2 separate regions of the Homo sapiens genome follow, and region 2 is linked to region 1. Evidence: chromatin contacts called from ENCODE Hi-C or POLR2A ChIA-PET data. All regions are on one chromosome and are shown on one strand. The core of a region is the stretch at or near the end of the contact, and the rest is flanking DNA. Distances in the headings are between cores, read along the strand shown.

Region 1 (7,185 bases), core at 1,454-3,953:
CTGAATTAGAGTCTTCCCAGCTTCCCTGAAGTACTACGTATACGTATAACATATAAAGCTTAGACTATTCCAAGGTCCACTAGATGGTGCCACATGTCTTGTTTTGAAGTGGAAAATTCAACTACATCCTTTTTTTTTTTTTTTTTTTTGGAGACAGAGCCTGGCTCTATTGCCCAGGCTGGAGTGCAGTGGCGTGATCTTGGCTCATTGCAACCTCCCCCTCCCAGGTTCAAGTGATCCTCCTACCTCAGTTGGGATCCCAAGGAGCTGGGACTACAGGCACGTGCCACCACAGCTGGCTAATTTTTGTATTTTTAGTAAAGATGGGGTTACACCATGTTGACCAGCCTGGTTTCGAACTCCTGACCTCAAGTGATCCATCTGCCTCAGCCTCCCAAAGTGCTGGGATTATAGGCGTGAGCCATTGCACCTAGTCTGAATTCAGTCATTTCTAACCAAAATCAATTCAACAATCTTACAAGCAAAGGGCAAATTATCAGAGAGGAAAATGTAACAGTTCAATTTACCACGTAGTTACTGAGAAGCGCAGAATCGACATCCTTCCTGAAAAAGAAAAGTAAGTTATCAGTCTGGGCTCACACCCCTTTCTGGGTATCAAATATCTGTAAAAGAATTCCCATCTGCCGGGCGCTGTGGCTCACACCTGTAATCCCAGCACTTTGGGAGGCCAAGACGGGCGAATCACATGGTCAGGAGATTGAGACCATCCTGGCTAACACAGTGAAACCCCGTCTCTACTAAAATGCAAAAAATTAGCCAGGTGTGGTGGCGGGCGCCTGTAGTCCCAGCTACTCAGGAGGCTGAGGCAGGAGGATGGCATAAACCCAGGAGGCGGAGTTTGCAGTGAGCAAAGATCACGCCACTGCACTCCAGCCTGGGCGACAGAGCGAGACTCCGTCTTAATAATAATAATAATAATAATAATAATTCCTGTCAAGTTGGGGGCCAGGCACGGTGGCTCACACCTGTAATCCCAGCACTTTGGGAGGCCGAAGCAGGCGGATCATGAGGTCAGGAAATCAAGACCATCCTGGCTATCATGGTGAAACCCCGTTTCTACAATCAATCAATCAATCAATCAATAAAATACAAAAAAAAATCAGCCGGGCGTGGTGGCAGGTGCCTGTAGTCCCAGCTACTCGGGAGGCTGAGGCAGGAGAATGGCATGAACCGGGGAGGCAGAGCTTGCAGTGAGCCGAGATCGCGACACTGCACTCCAGCCTGGGCAACACAGAGAGACTCTGTCTCAAAAAAAAAAAAAAAAAAAAAGAATTCCTGTCAAGATGTAGTAGTCCGCTTTTAGAATTTGGGGACTACCACCTAAAACTGAAACTGAGAAATGTCTTAAGTCCAACATGGTTTAGCTAGCTGTGGGCAATTTCAGAGCAGACTTGGGAACAAAGTGCTGTCCCATCCAACAGCCATGTCCTCTCCCCATTATTATCTGCCTCCCATCAGCTATTGACATCTTGGGCAGCCACGTCCTCCTGCTGAATCAACAGAAATGGCCCACTTAACACCAATGTCACCACTGGGAATTCCAGCCATGGGCAAGTATCCTGCCAAATATCCACCATGCTCCCAGGGTGTTCACCACCTACGTCAACTCAACAGGTACAGTCAGGGTGGCAAGCAGTGGCCAAAAGCCTGGTTCCCTGTGTAACAGTTAATCCAGGCAATATGCCATCTTTCCTGAGTGAAGAAACAACAATGTGATGTATATTAAATCACAATCGATCCACTCTACAATAGCATATCAGAAAGCATTGTTTTCAGCAGTCTGCAGGCAGTGGAGTATGACAAAGAATATAGTTTTGAAATCAGATTTGGGTTCACATTCTAGCTCTGCCATTTATATGCTGTGAGAGTTTTAGTTAATTACTCCCTAAGTTTTCCTTCTAAACTAAAAATGGGATGAAACTAGTATCTAAAAGTGTGGCCTGGATTTCAATCCAGCTCTTGCATTCTTTGGCTATGTGAATCTGGGCAAGTTACTTAATCTCATTATGCTTAAATTTCCTATCTATCAAATGGCAATTATAGTATCAACCTTGTAAGACTGTTCACAGGGTTCACTGGAAACATGTAAAATACCCGGAACATATTAAGTGCTCAATAAGCACCAACGTTATCATTACTACTACCTGTGCAACTACCACTACCACCAGCTCCTCCTACCTCATCAAACTGTTATGATGAAGTGAGACAACAAATTTTAAAAGTTTAGCACAGTTCTTGGTACTTGTATTAACATCTCCATAATGGAAGGTTATTATTTTTAAAAGATATTATCTCAGTTAATTGTCATTAAAAACCCTATGATGTAGAAGCTATTCGTATGATTCCTACTCTATAGACAGGAAGCCAAGGTTCAGAAATTAAATAACTTGCTCAAGGTCACACAGTAAGAAGTCTAAATAAAGTGGAAGGCAACTATGGAGTTGTGGGAAATGAGACTGGACTGGATGAATGGAAACTGGTAATGCAGAATCCTGAAAAATCAGGTAGAGGGGTCTGTGCTTGACATATTGTGCAACAGAGACCCCTGTATGTCTTAAACCAGGAGTGCAGTGAGATGATGCAAATGATGACCCAAGATTTCAAAAGCATGGGCCAAACAGATAGTTGATTTCCCAGTCAATAAATAAAGCAAAACCAACAGTGGTTCACACAGGGCTCAACCTAGGCCTTAGGTCATCAGCACAGTGATGTCAGCACTGTAATCAAATCAGCTCTGTGAAGCTTACCAAATGCTACCAGTGATTCAAGCTACGATTTCACAAAAGTGCTGCTTTGCCCAAATGACCACAAACACACTGAAGTCACAAAGAGTATCATATTTGAAAGGAATCTAACACAGGAAAGACAATGCATAATTAGTGCATGTGACAGAGCTCATTTAAAATTGAAAATGACAAATCAAACCACATGTCATCTTTGCCTGCTTAATCAGGAAATCAGCCCACTGGCTTCCTCCTATCTTTGCTTGAAATTGAGTTATAACTCCCTGTGCTCTCCAAAATATGAGGCGTTAAGACATCCCTTCCTGGAATAGTTAACTGGAGAAAAAATATGAATATTGTTTCTCTTCAGGACCAACGGATCCATCCCAGGTGCACCGTTACAATTTCATTTCCAAATCATTGCCCCTTCTCTGTCATTCAGAATATTGCACGCTCTGCGAAAATTTGTCCTTGGCCATTCCAAGTTACTATGCCACTGAAAAAGTCAATACTGTAATGTAAGAATCCAAAGAACATTCTTTGCCTCTTCTAGAACAAATATAAAGGAGGAAAACTCTCTTTCACATAAGTTTTAATGAATCTGTGTTTTGGGATCAAGAGAACAATCGATGTTTACACAGGTACTGCATTTTGCAGACTCTGGCTGACAGAAACTGATTTATTCATTGATTTTCTTTTATCAGCAAGATAATTGTTTTTAACCCAGCTAAATACTCTGACAAAATGCCAATGTATGCTAGGCCCTTCTTTATTTAACAAAAGGTCAAGAGGTACCTTATCTACCTTTTTATGAAGTCCTAAACGGGCTGTATGTGTTGTGGAATTTTTTTTTAAGGCAGTTTTTACCCTTGAGAAGTTACTGTAACCACACTAAATGACAGGTTGTTGGCAACAGGATATGGTGAAACCAGACAGACATCAACTTAATCAAGTTATCCAATTTCACAGCACCAATAATGATGTGATGCATGAGAAAGACATCCCTCAGAGCAATCCAGCCCCAAGATGTTTAATTCAAATCTATCCATGAGGATATAATCAGAGAATTCCAAATTGAGGAACAGTCTTCAAAACAACTGGGTTAGATTTAGACTCTTCAAATATCAATGTCATTTGTCACAGTGCCAATGTCACAAAAAGAAGCTAAGTAAACTTCCAGAGGAAAGGAAATTAAAGAAACATGACAACTAAATGCAATGTGTAGTTCTTCACTGGATCCTGAATTGGGAGGAAAAAGAACACTATTAGGACAACTGAAGGAATGTGAGTTTACATTGCATCTTTTTTTTTTTTTTTTTTTTTGAGACAAAGTCTGGCTCTGTTGCCCAGGCTGGAGTGCAATGGCACGATCTCGGCTCACTGCAACCTCCGCCTCCCAGGTTGAACCAATTCTCCCACCTCAGCCTCCCAAGTAGCTGGGACTACAGGAATGCACCACCACACCTGGCTAATTTTTGTATTTTCAGTAGAGATGGGGTTTCATCACGTTGGCCAGACTGCTCTCCAACTCCTGACCTCAAGTGATCCGCCCGTCTCAGCTCCCAAAGTGCTGGGATTACAGGCATGAGCCACCGCACCTGGCCTACATTGTATCTTAATAATAGTAGATATATCAGCGCTAAGTTTCCTGAGTGTGATAAGGCGACTGTAGCTACATAGAATGCCCTTTTCCAAGAAGGGGTGAAATGATCTGCTGTCTACAACTCTCTAATGGTTCAGTAAAGTAAGTGTGTGCACCTGTGTATGGAGAGAAAGCTCATGCCTGTGCAAAAGAAATAAGGGAATTCCAGGCACGGTGGCTCACACCTGTCATCCCAGCTATTCCGAAGGCTGAGAAAGGAGGATCGCTTCAGCCCGGAGTTTAGATCCAGCCTGGGCTCAAGTGTCTCTAATTAAAAAAAAAAAAAAAGAAAGAAAGAAAGCCAACCTGGCCAACATAGTGAAACTCTGTATCTACTAAAAATACACAAAATTAGCTGGGTGTGGTGGCAGGCGCCCGTAATCTCAGCTACGCAGGAGGCTGAGGCAGGAGAATCACTTGAACCTGGGAGGTGGAGGTTGCAGTGAGCCAAGATGGCAACACTGCACTCCAGCCCAGGCGACAGTGTGAGACTCCCTCTCAAAAAAAAAAAAAAAAAAAAAAAGAAGGGAAGGGGGAAGGGGGAAGGGTAGCAAATACCCAAATCAAAATGTTAACAAGTGGTGACTTCAGGTAATGAGTATAATACAGGTATTTGTGGTACTGTTTTTGCAGCTGTTTCACAGGTTTAAAATTTTTCATGCTAAGAAGTTAAGGAATATGAAAATGTAAAACTAAAATAAAGAATGCCATAAAGTTAAAAATAAAATTACTGTAACTTATAATTGAGGATGTAAAATACATTTGCCCCAAAAGTTTTTTTTGTTTTGTTTTGTTTTCTTTTTTTTCTTTTTTTTTGAGATGGAGTTTTGCTCTTGTTGCCCAGGCTGGAATGCAATGGCCCAATCTCATCTCACTGCAACCTCCACCTCCCGGGTCCAAGCGATTTTCCTGCCTCAGCCTCCCAAGTAGCTGAGATTAACAGGCATGTCCCAGCTAATTTTGTATTTTTCGTAGAGATGGGGTTTCTCCATGTTGGTCAGGCTAGTCTCGAACTCCTGACCTCAGGTGATTCCCCCCCCACCGTGGCCTCCCAAAGTGCTGGGATTACAAGCATGACCTACTGCTCCAGGTCTTCAAAAGTGTTTTAGAGCTAGTAGAACTTAATGGACACATCTAGCAATTATAAATGTACAAGCTGTAGATCTCTACAAAGCTGGAACTGTCTGCTCTACAGCTCACACTTTAGTATTATGTAATACGTTCACATGCAATCAGATTTCCAGAAACTGCTTACCTATACAAAAACTTCATATTCTCCTGTAGGACTTAGAATAGTACTTATTTTATTTACATGTGTTTAAAGCAAATACTCCAAACGCATTTTAAAGACTGTCTAAATTTATACTACAGGCAGGCAGTTACTTAATTTCCTTAAGTAATGAATTAGATGACTGAAGTTGACTTTCTAGTTGACATTTAATTTGTAAAATTTGCTTAACTTGGTGAGTCAATTAAATGGATATAAACAATTCAGTTTATTCGGAAACTGAATTCCGAATAAACAGAACAAAATGATCTCTTGGTGAACTTTCCTCAGAAGCACACACATACACAAACGGCACATGCAAACAGTGCCTATTAATTGCCACACAGTCAACTCTTACGCAGGCAACGACGAAAAGAATTGCTCAAATTCTCCTATGCCCAGCCTATGCTATCAAGTCATGCTCTGAAAAACTAAAGTCTGGTACAAGCAAACTGGGCAGCTTCTGAAGTCAATGAACAACTTAACCTGTAGCATTCTCTTGGGAGCTAGCAAACGAGTATCCTCTTTGCAGTCCTGTTACTGGGATGTTATAGTACCTATTACCCACCTTTTCTAAATATCAGTATTTCCAGCTGTGAAAAGAAAGAAATCCTGACACTACCTCAAAAAGATGGTACAGAAGATAGTGTCCATTTTCCTAATTATATATATTACATTCAAGAATAAAAGAGTGGGCTGCGGGCGCGGTGGCTCACGACTGTAATCCCAGTACTTTGGGAGGCTAAGGCGGGCGGATCATGAAGTCAGGAGATCGAGACCATCCTGGCTAACACAGTGAAACCCCGTCTCCACTAAATATACAAAAAAATAGCTGGGCGTGGTGGCAGGCGCCTGTAGTCCCAGCTACTCGGGAGGCTGAGGCAGGAGAATGGCATGAACCTGAGAGGCAGAGCTTGCAGTGAGCCGAGATCACGCCACTGCACTCCAGCCTGGGCGACAGAATGAGACTCCGTCTCAAAAAAAAAAGTGGGCTGCGCGGTGGCTCACACCTGTAATCCCAGCACTTTGGGAGGCCAAGGTGGGCGGATCATGAGGTCAAGAGATTGAGACCATCCTGGCCAACATGATGAAACCCTGTCTCTACTAAAAATACAAAAAAGTTAGTCAGGTGTGGTGGCGGGCGCCTGTAATCCCAGCTACTCGGGAGGCTGACGCAGGAGAATCGTTTGAACCCAGGAGGCAGAGGTTGCCACGAGCTGAGTTCGCACCACTGCACTCCAGCCTGGTTGATGGAGCAAGACTGTCTCAAAATAAATAAACAAATAAATAAAAAGAATAAAAGAGTTGACACAAACCTTTCCAGCCATATCAATGATCATTTATAGACAAAGTTAGCCAAATAGTAAATACCTAATATACAGAAATACCTAACTTTGCTATATAAATATTTTGCATGGTGGCACATACCTGTAGTCCCAGCTAGTCAGGAGTCTGAGGCAGGAGAATCGCTTGAACCCAGGAGGTAGAGGTTGCAGTCAGCCGAGATCGTGCCATTGCACTGCAGCCTGGGT
Region 2 (7,185 bases), core at 1,276-3,775, 410 kb after region 1:
CACAACGTCAGAGGAACTGCCCCAAGAAATTTATATGATTACTGATCTGAAGTTAGTTAGGTTAGTTCAGGTGTAAAGAGTGTTTATTTATTTATTTCAAAGGACATTAACTTGCAGCCAAAGGCCAAAAGGGCTTCTCTAGGGACATCCAGTTTAAAAAACATTTCTTTCATATACAATATGTGCAGACTTCATGTTGGTCACTAAAGATACCTGAGATACATGCATAGGACTTGGCCACCTAACCATGAAACACGTAGTGTAGAAATGGAAAATAGGTGGCTTAGTGGCTCTTAAAACAGGAGAAATCTGAGGCCATATCCAGGTCTCTGATATAAACTAGTGATGCCTTACAAATAAACATGGTGATATTTGTACCAGTTAATTACCTCTTTACTTTAGTACACTAATTTAGAAGTCTACTAAATTATTACAGAACAAGAACACATCACACTTCTGAGCAAAAGAAAAACATCAAATCCAAGTTGAGCAATTTTCTAAAACATATTATTATACAGCATATATGCTTAAGTACTACAGTATACATATTCTAAGTTAGTATAGCTATCCCGTCAACATTTCAGGTGGGCTCAAGAATAAATACAAAACCTCAGTTTTTAGTTCTGATAAAAATGAAAGATGTATGTCACATGAACTCCGAATTTTTCCACATTAAGATATCTATCATGGTTCCTAACTTAAAAAAAAAAATCAATAACAGCTCACTTGTTTTAACTCCAAATATTTTACTCTAGAGAGAAAAAATATCTAGAGAAAGACAGCTACTTACTTACACAGTCTAATTACATTTCTGAAGGGCAAGAAAGCAAGCTTTTCTCCTTTACAAACTGAATTCAATATCTAAAAATTATTTCAACACAAGTCCACTGCTTATTAGCCTAGTGATTGCTGACCCCAGCTAGAATATAGCTAAACAGTTAAACACCCTGCTGCTTTTCTAATTTCCTTTTTCTTTCTAAGACTTCCTTACTGCATAGAAGGAACTTTTGGAGCTAATTCTGAGTTTAATGGTTATAGAATGTTACAACAGAATTAATCCCTATTTACAAAATGATTTCCTTTACAGGGAGTCTCATGAATTATTGCCACTGAAATTATGGGTCAGAAATTATGGATAAAAGAAACAGGTGTGGAAGTCACAACTACTTGACATTGGCAAAATCTAGCTGTGTAACCTGGACAAGTCACTTATCCTCTTGGGCTCTCAACTTCCTCATCTATAAAATAAAGGGACTGAAACTCCATAGCTGCTAAAGTCCCTTTCTTGTCTAAATTCTATCTGTCCTTTCTCTAACTGAATGAAAAAATTCAAAATCAAAATACAAAAAACAAAACAGAATTCAACAACAACAACCCTTAAAATTACTGCCACTGGCCTAACAATGGTTGCACAGAGTTAAAGGTCTACTATGGCAGTTTATACTATTTACAAGGTCACAAGTCAAAAAGGCCTGTTACTAAAGCACATAATTCAAGTGGCTTCAAGGTCAGAATTTCCACACAAAGATGATTCAAACACCACTGAGTTGCAGTGGAAAAGTACTAGCCTAAGAGTTGGGTTTTAGCTTGATTCAGAGGCTTTTCTTAGGTAAGTAATTTAACATCTCTTGGTCTTGATTTTCTCAGGCATAAAATGACAAGGTTGCACTATATTATCTCTAAGACCTTTCCTCAAACCAAAACTCTATGTTTCTATGTGATTATTCTCAACCTACCCTTTTGTAATGCATCCCTTCCAAAAACAGCTTGGTCAGTTTATAGATTTCTTGGCCTGTCTTGCAGAAGGTCTTGAGAAATTCTATGAACTCCTTAGACACTCTATCCATTTCAATGCTGGTTTGCCGGTTTATGGAAGGACTGGGAGCTTTTGCTTCCTGAATTTCAGCTGGGAAAATTAAACATAGTAAGTTTCAAGACATAAAAGATCCATGCATGGAATTACTTTAAGTATCTTACCTAAGGTTATTTAAATTATGTTTCATCAAAGTTAAACTTGAATTTAAATCATTTTATGTTTGAGTGGTTGGACAACTTCCCTTAAACTAAATCTGTTTTACAAGTAGAAAGTATGAGTAGACAAAACTACATTATCTAAAAGATATTCCTACTGAAATAAAAGTTGTTCTATTAGTATTTTCTTTGCCAAAATCTATCATGCTTTGATCTATCTATTCAATCATGAACACTGAAATGGCACCACTAGGCTTCTCAAAGACTGCTGGAGTTTATAAAACTAGTCAACAAATAGAATAACAATCAATAGAAGCACTGAAATGTTAGGTACTTATAAATGTCAGACAACCTTTCCAAATCCCATTTTACTTAACAAAAAGGCAAAGGTTAATGTGTTTATGTGGAGACTCACAATTATTTACCCACCATTTCGTTGGTGAGTCATACTGATCAAAGTGAAAGAACGCATCCAAAGTATTAATAGCAAGATGAACACGACAAAGCATAAAATGAAGAGACAAGGGAAACATGCACTACACTATCCCACCGGCTGGGCAGACAATTCTTTCCCCTCTTCAAATAAACACACTGAAAGGAAAATGGAACATTTACACAAGAGAGATAAGGATGTTGTAACAGGCAGTAAGTGCTTTCAGAAAGTATGAACTACCACTTGGTCTCTGACCACATTCTAAGCCTCCTGATTTTGAACTATGCTCTCTAATGTTTATAAGGAATTTAAGTTCCCCATATCCCAATGATTTCCTAAAAATAATTTTTTAAAAAGGTATGTTTTATTTGATTTTTTTTTTTTTTTTGAGACAGAGTACTGCTCTGTCACCCAGGCCAGAGTGCAGTGGCAAGACTTTAGCTCACTGCAACCTCTGCCTCCTAGGTTCAAGCGATTCTCCTGGCTCAGTCTCCAACTAGCTGCAATTACATGCGAGTGCCACCACACCCAGCTAATTCTTGTATTTTTTTTTTGTTTTTGAGACGGAGTCTCGCTCTGTCGCCAGGCTAGAGTGCAGTGGTGTGATGTCGGCTCACTGCAACCTCCACCTCCTGGGTTCAAGCGATTCTCCTGCCTCAGCCTCCCAAGTAGCTGGGACTACAGGCATGTGCCATCATGCCCAGCTATTTTATGTATTTTTAGTAGAGATGGGGTTTCGCCATGTTGGTCAGGCTAGTCTCGAACACCTGACCTCAGGTGATCCGCCCGCCTCAGCCTCCCAAAATGCTGGGATTACAGGCGTGAGCCACCGCATCTGGCCAGAAAGTATGTTTTAAAGATATTAACCTACCTATTCTACAGTTTCTTAAATTTTTTTTTTTTTTGAGACGGATTCTCACTCTGTCACCCACGCTGGAGCGCAGTGGATCTCAGCTCACTGCAACATCTGCCTCCCAGGTTCAAATGATTCTCCTGCCTCAGTCTCTCAAGTAGCTAGGATTACAGGCATGCCCCACCACGCCCAGATAATTTTGTATTTTAGTAGAGACAGGGTTTCACCATGTTGACCAGGCTGGTCTCAAACTCCTAACCTCAGATGATCCTCCTATCTCAGCCTCCCAAAGTGCTGGAATTACAGGTACAAAACACTGCGTCTCGCTCTCAGAGTAATTCCTTATAATCTTTGATCTTCAGGAGTTTTTTGTTTTTTTTTTTGAGACGGAATTTCACTCTTGTTGCCTACACTGGAGTGCAATGGCGCGATCTCAGTTAACAACCTCCACCTCCTGGGATCAAGCGATTCTCCTGCCTCAGCCTCCCGAGTAGCTGGGACTACAGGCATGTGCCACCACGCCTGGCTAATTGTGTATATTTAATAGAGAAGGGGTTTCTCCATGTTGGTCAGGCTGGTCTTGAACTCCCGACCTCAGGTGATCCACCAGCCTCGGCCTCCTAAAGTGCTGGGATTACAGGTGTGAGTTACTGTGCCTGGCCTAACATTTCTATTTCTCCAAAATTTTCTACTAATAAAATCTTACATGTACCAAATGAAATATGTACATTTTAGCATTACTGGTAATAGCAAAAGACTGGAAATAACTGGCCATCACTGAGGGACTAAATAAATTATCCTTTAATCCATAAAATAAAATGCCATAGGGTTTTAAAATTAAAAAGTATGCTTCTTGTGTACTGATATGGAAAGAGCTCATAAATGTATTGGAAGCAAAAACATAAATTAGCAACATAGTGAGATGCGCTCTCTACAAAAAGTAAAAACATTAGCCAGGCATGGTAGTGCGTACCTATAGTGCCAGCTATTTGGAGGGGCTGAGGCAGAAGGATCGCTTGAGCCCAGGAGTTTGACTGCACTCCAGCCTGGGTGACAGAGTGAGACCTGGTCTCAAAAAAAAAAAAAAAAAAAAGTAAGGTATGTACACTGTGCTATGTTTTATATAAAACGGGGTAGTGGGGTAAGAATATACGTTTTTATAAATTAGAATAAAAGCACAGAAAGAGGATACACAAGAAACTAATAACAAAAGTTCTGGGAAAGTAGGGGAACAATAGGCGGGACGCGGTGGCGCACGCCTGTAATTCCAGCACTCTGGGAGGCCGAGGTGGGCGGATCACGAGGTCAGGAGATCAAGACCATCCTGGCTAACACGGTGAAACCCCGTCTCTACTAAACATACAAAAAATTAGCTGGGTGTGGTGGCAGGCGCCTGTGGTCCCAGCTACTCGGGAGGCTGAGGCAGGAGAATGGCATGAACCCGGGAGGCGGAGCTTGCAGTGAGCCGAGATCGCGCCACTGCACTCCAGCCTGGGTGACAGAGACAGACTCCATCTCAAAAAAAAAGAAAGTAGGGGAACAATAGCAGTGGTACTTAGGAACTAGATGGGCGAGAGACAAAGTAGAAAGGAAACTTCTAACCGTATCTGTTACGTTTGAGTCATTTGGATATACTACCTATTTTTTTAAGCACATAAATAAATCAGGTACAATCTAATTCAAAACAAAAAGAGCAACATCTTTTCTAAAATATTTTTTATGTAAATAAAAAACCAAAGATTGTGCTGACATCTGTATGATTAGGAAAAAAATCTTTATCAAAAATCCTTCTCTGTCAGATAATTCCACTTCCAGTCATGACGGAATAATCTGATGGCATCAGGTTTACCCTACTATCTTAACAACTGCAACGTCAAATATATGAAAGAAAGGTTTTCAGACATTGGACGACAGGTAAACAGCAGATTAACTCCTGAAAGACAGGAAACAAACACAGTCTGTCCTACAGTGTCCCAGCTCACTGCTGGGAGAGTTTTAAAGTCTTGGCACAGGGAGAGGCCACTCAAACACAGCTTAGCTGAATTGCTGAATTGAGGAGATAGCATTTGGAGTTCAGGGAGGCCAATGTGACCAGAATTTGCATGGCAAAATATCATGCAAACGCTATGGAGGGGAGAGGGCTAACAGAAAAAGCTCCAGGTATCTGCAGAGGGTTCCCTTGAGTGTGGCTGAGTACTACACATGCATATGAGGAAACTACCCAAGATGAGAGAAAGAACCACCAAGTAGCATGTAGAACCACAGCACGAAGGACGGGAGGAAGAAATATAAGAATCCTGTTTAAGATTCTTATATGTAAAGTCGTATAATACTATTATTAAAAAAATTTTTTTCTGTAAAGTGGTATAAATATTACTTGAAGGTAAGTAAGTTAAAGATGTATTCTGTAAAGCCCAGAACAACCGGTAATAAAAACCAAACAAAACAAAACAGAACAAAGAGGTGTAGCTAACAAGCTGATAGTGGAGGTAAAGGTGTGGTCATAAAGAAGGCAAGAAAAGAGGAGAAAAGGAACTAAGACAAGATGAGATAAACACAAAGAGCAAGATGACAGGGGTAAAACTTCCCTTATCAAAAATCACATTAATTACAAATGCTATAAACAGTCTGATTAAATGTCAGAGATTATCGTATTAGATTAAAAAACAAGACCTCACTTCATGTTGTCTGTAAGAAATTTACTTTAAATATAAAGATACAAATATGTTAAAAACTAATGAAAGGAAGAGGATACTCTGAAACAATGAAATAGAGCTTAAGTGGTTATACCAATGTTAGACAAAGTAAACTTAAGAACATGGACCATATTATCAAGAACACAGAGAGGTATCTCATCATAAAAAAGGGGTTAATTCTTCAAGAAAACACAGCAATCCTAAATTTGTATATACTAATAACACTGTTTCAAAACACATAAAACAAAATTTGATAGAACTGAAAGGAGAAACAAATTCACAATGATATTTGGAGATTTCAATAATCCTCGCTTAGTAATTGACAGAGAGATATTTTTAAAAAGTCAGTAAAGACAGAAAACTTGAATGATGTTATTAACCAACTTGACCTACCTGACATTGACAGAACACTCAACCCAATAAAAACATAATACATATTCCATCTGACAAAATAATAATGGTAGTATAAACTTACATATAGGTAATGTCTATTATGCACTAGGTACTTTTACAATGCTATTTTGTATAATCTTCACAAGTCTATCAGGTAGTACACTTATGATATTTACAAATGAGGAAGCTGAGGCTTGAATATGTTAAGTAACTTGAATAATGTTGCAGTCACTTATAAAGACTGGAATTTGAACCCAGGTCTGTGCACTTAAATCCAAACCCTGAGCTGTTGACTATGCTATAACTACACCTCAGTAAGCCAGAGAGGACTGAAGACTCTTTAGAATAACACCAATCCCTCTGACTTTGGAGGTCTGTACACCAGTCAAAGACAGGAAAACCCTACTCATTTCCTTTATTGCTTTGCTTACAACATGCTTCCCTCCCACACATACTTTTCCAAAGGACACTTTTGCTTAAAAAAGAAAAAAAATCTCCTTTTAAAATGTAAATGAAGATTAATTCTATTAGCTAGTTATGACCATACAAGTTACTAAAATCAACACTTTGTTGTTTTTCTCTAAGCTTCCTAAAAATCAACCCCTATTAAGAGGCCACAAGTTTGGATTAGAGAGGGGAAAGTGAGAGACAGTTCAGGTGTTTGGTACACAGGGAGGAGGTTAGTTATGTTTGAACAGCCAATAGGGATTCAGTGTGTAAGGTGAAAGAAGTGAAGAAGAAGGAAATATGGAAAAGAACAACCTCACCCACATTACAGTTCATAGTTTTGGCTAGGGCTCAAATGGCAAGTGCTTGCTCTTCAACTTAAAGTCACCTTG

Evidence for each region. A loop is a pair of places that touch in the nucleus more often than their neighbours do. ChIA-PET counts read pairs that join two places held with the same protein, here RNA polymerase II (POLR2A). Pooled maps may share reads with other maps.
Region 2: a loop to region 1 is called in a pooled map, with 2.5 times the contacts of the local background. The contact joins two enhancer-like sites. A Hi-C loop is called at or near these places in 4 of 50 pooled maps. POLR2A ChIA-PET finds 5 or more read pairs at or near these places in 5 of 52 experiments (WTC11, activated B cell, activated CD4-positive, alpha-beta T cell and 1 more).

What each region holds. Positions count from the first base shown.
Region 1 is chr7:66,030,973-66,038,157 of GRCh38, forward strand. LOC105375336 (a long non-coding RNA gene) reads right to left here. Exons shown (of 5, transcript XR_002956511.2): 2 at 7,082-7,185; 3 at 528-564. Among named protein-coding and RNA genes, the nearest start is that of ASL, 41 kb to the right of the region's middle. Within about 2 kb of position 2,704, at least 3 of the 41 ENCODE cell types and tissues checked have a DNase peak (open chromatin) inside an H3K27ac peak, as active enhancers do.
Region 2 is chr7:66,437,399-66,444,583 of GRCh38, forward strand. It overlaps the pseudogene RABGEF1P2. Among named protein-coding and RNA genes, the nearest start is that of LINC00174, 41 kb to the left of the region's middle. Within about 2 kb of position 2,526, at least 4 of the 41 ENCODE cell types and tissues checked have a DNase peak (open chromatin) inside an H3K27ac peak, as active enhancers do.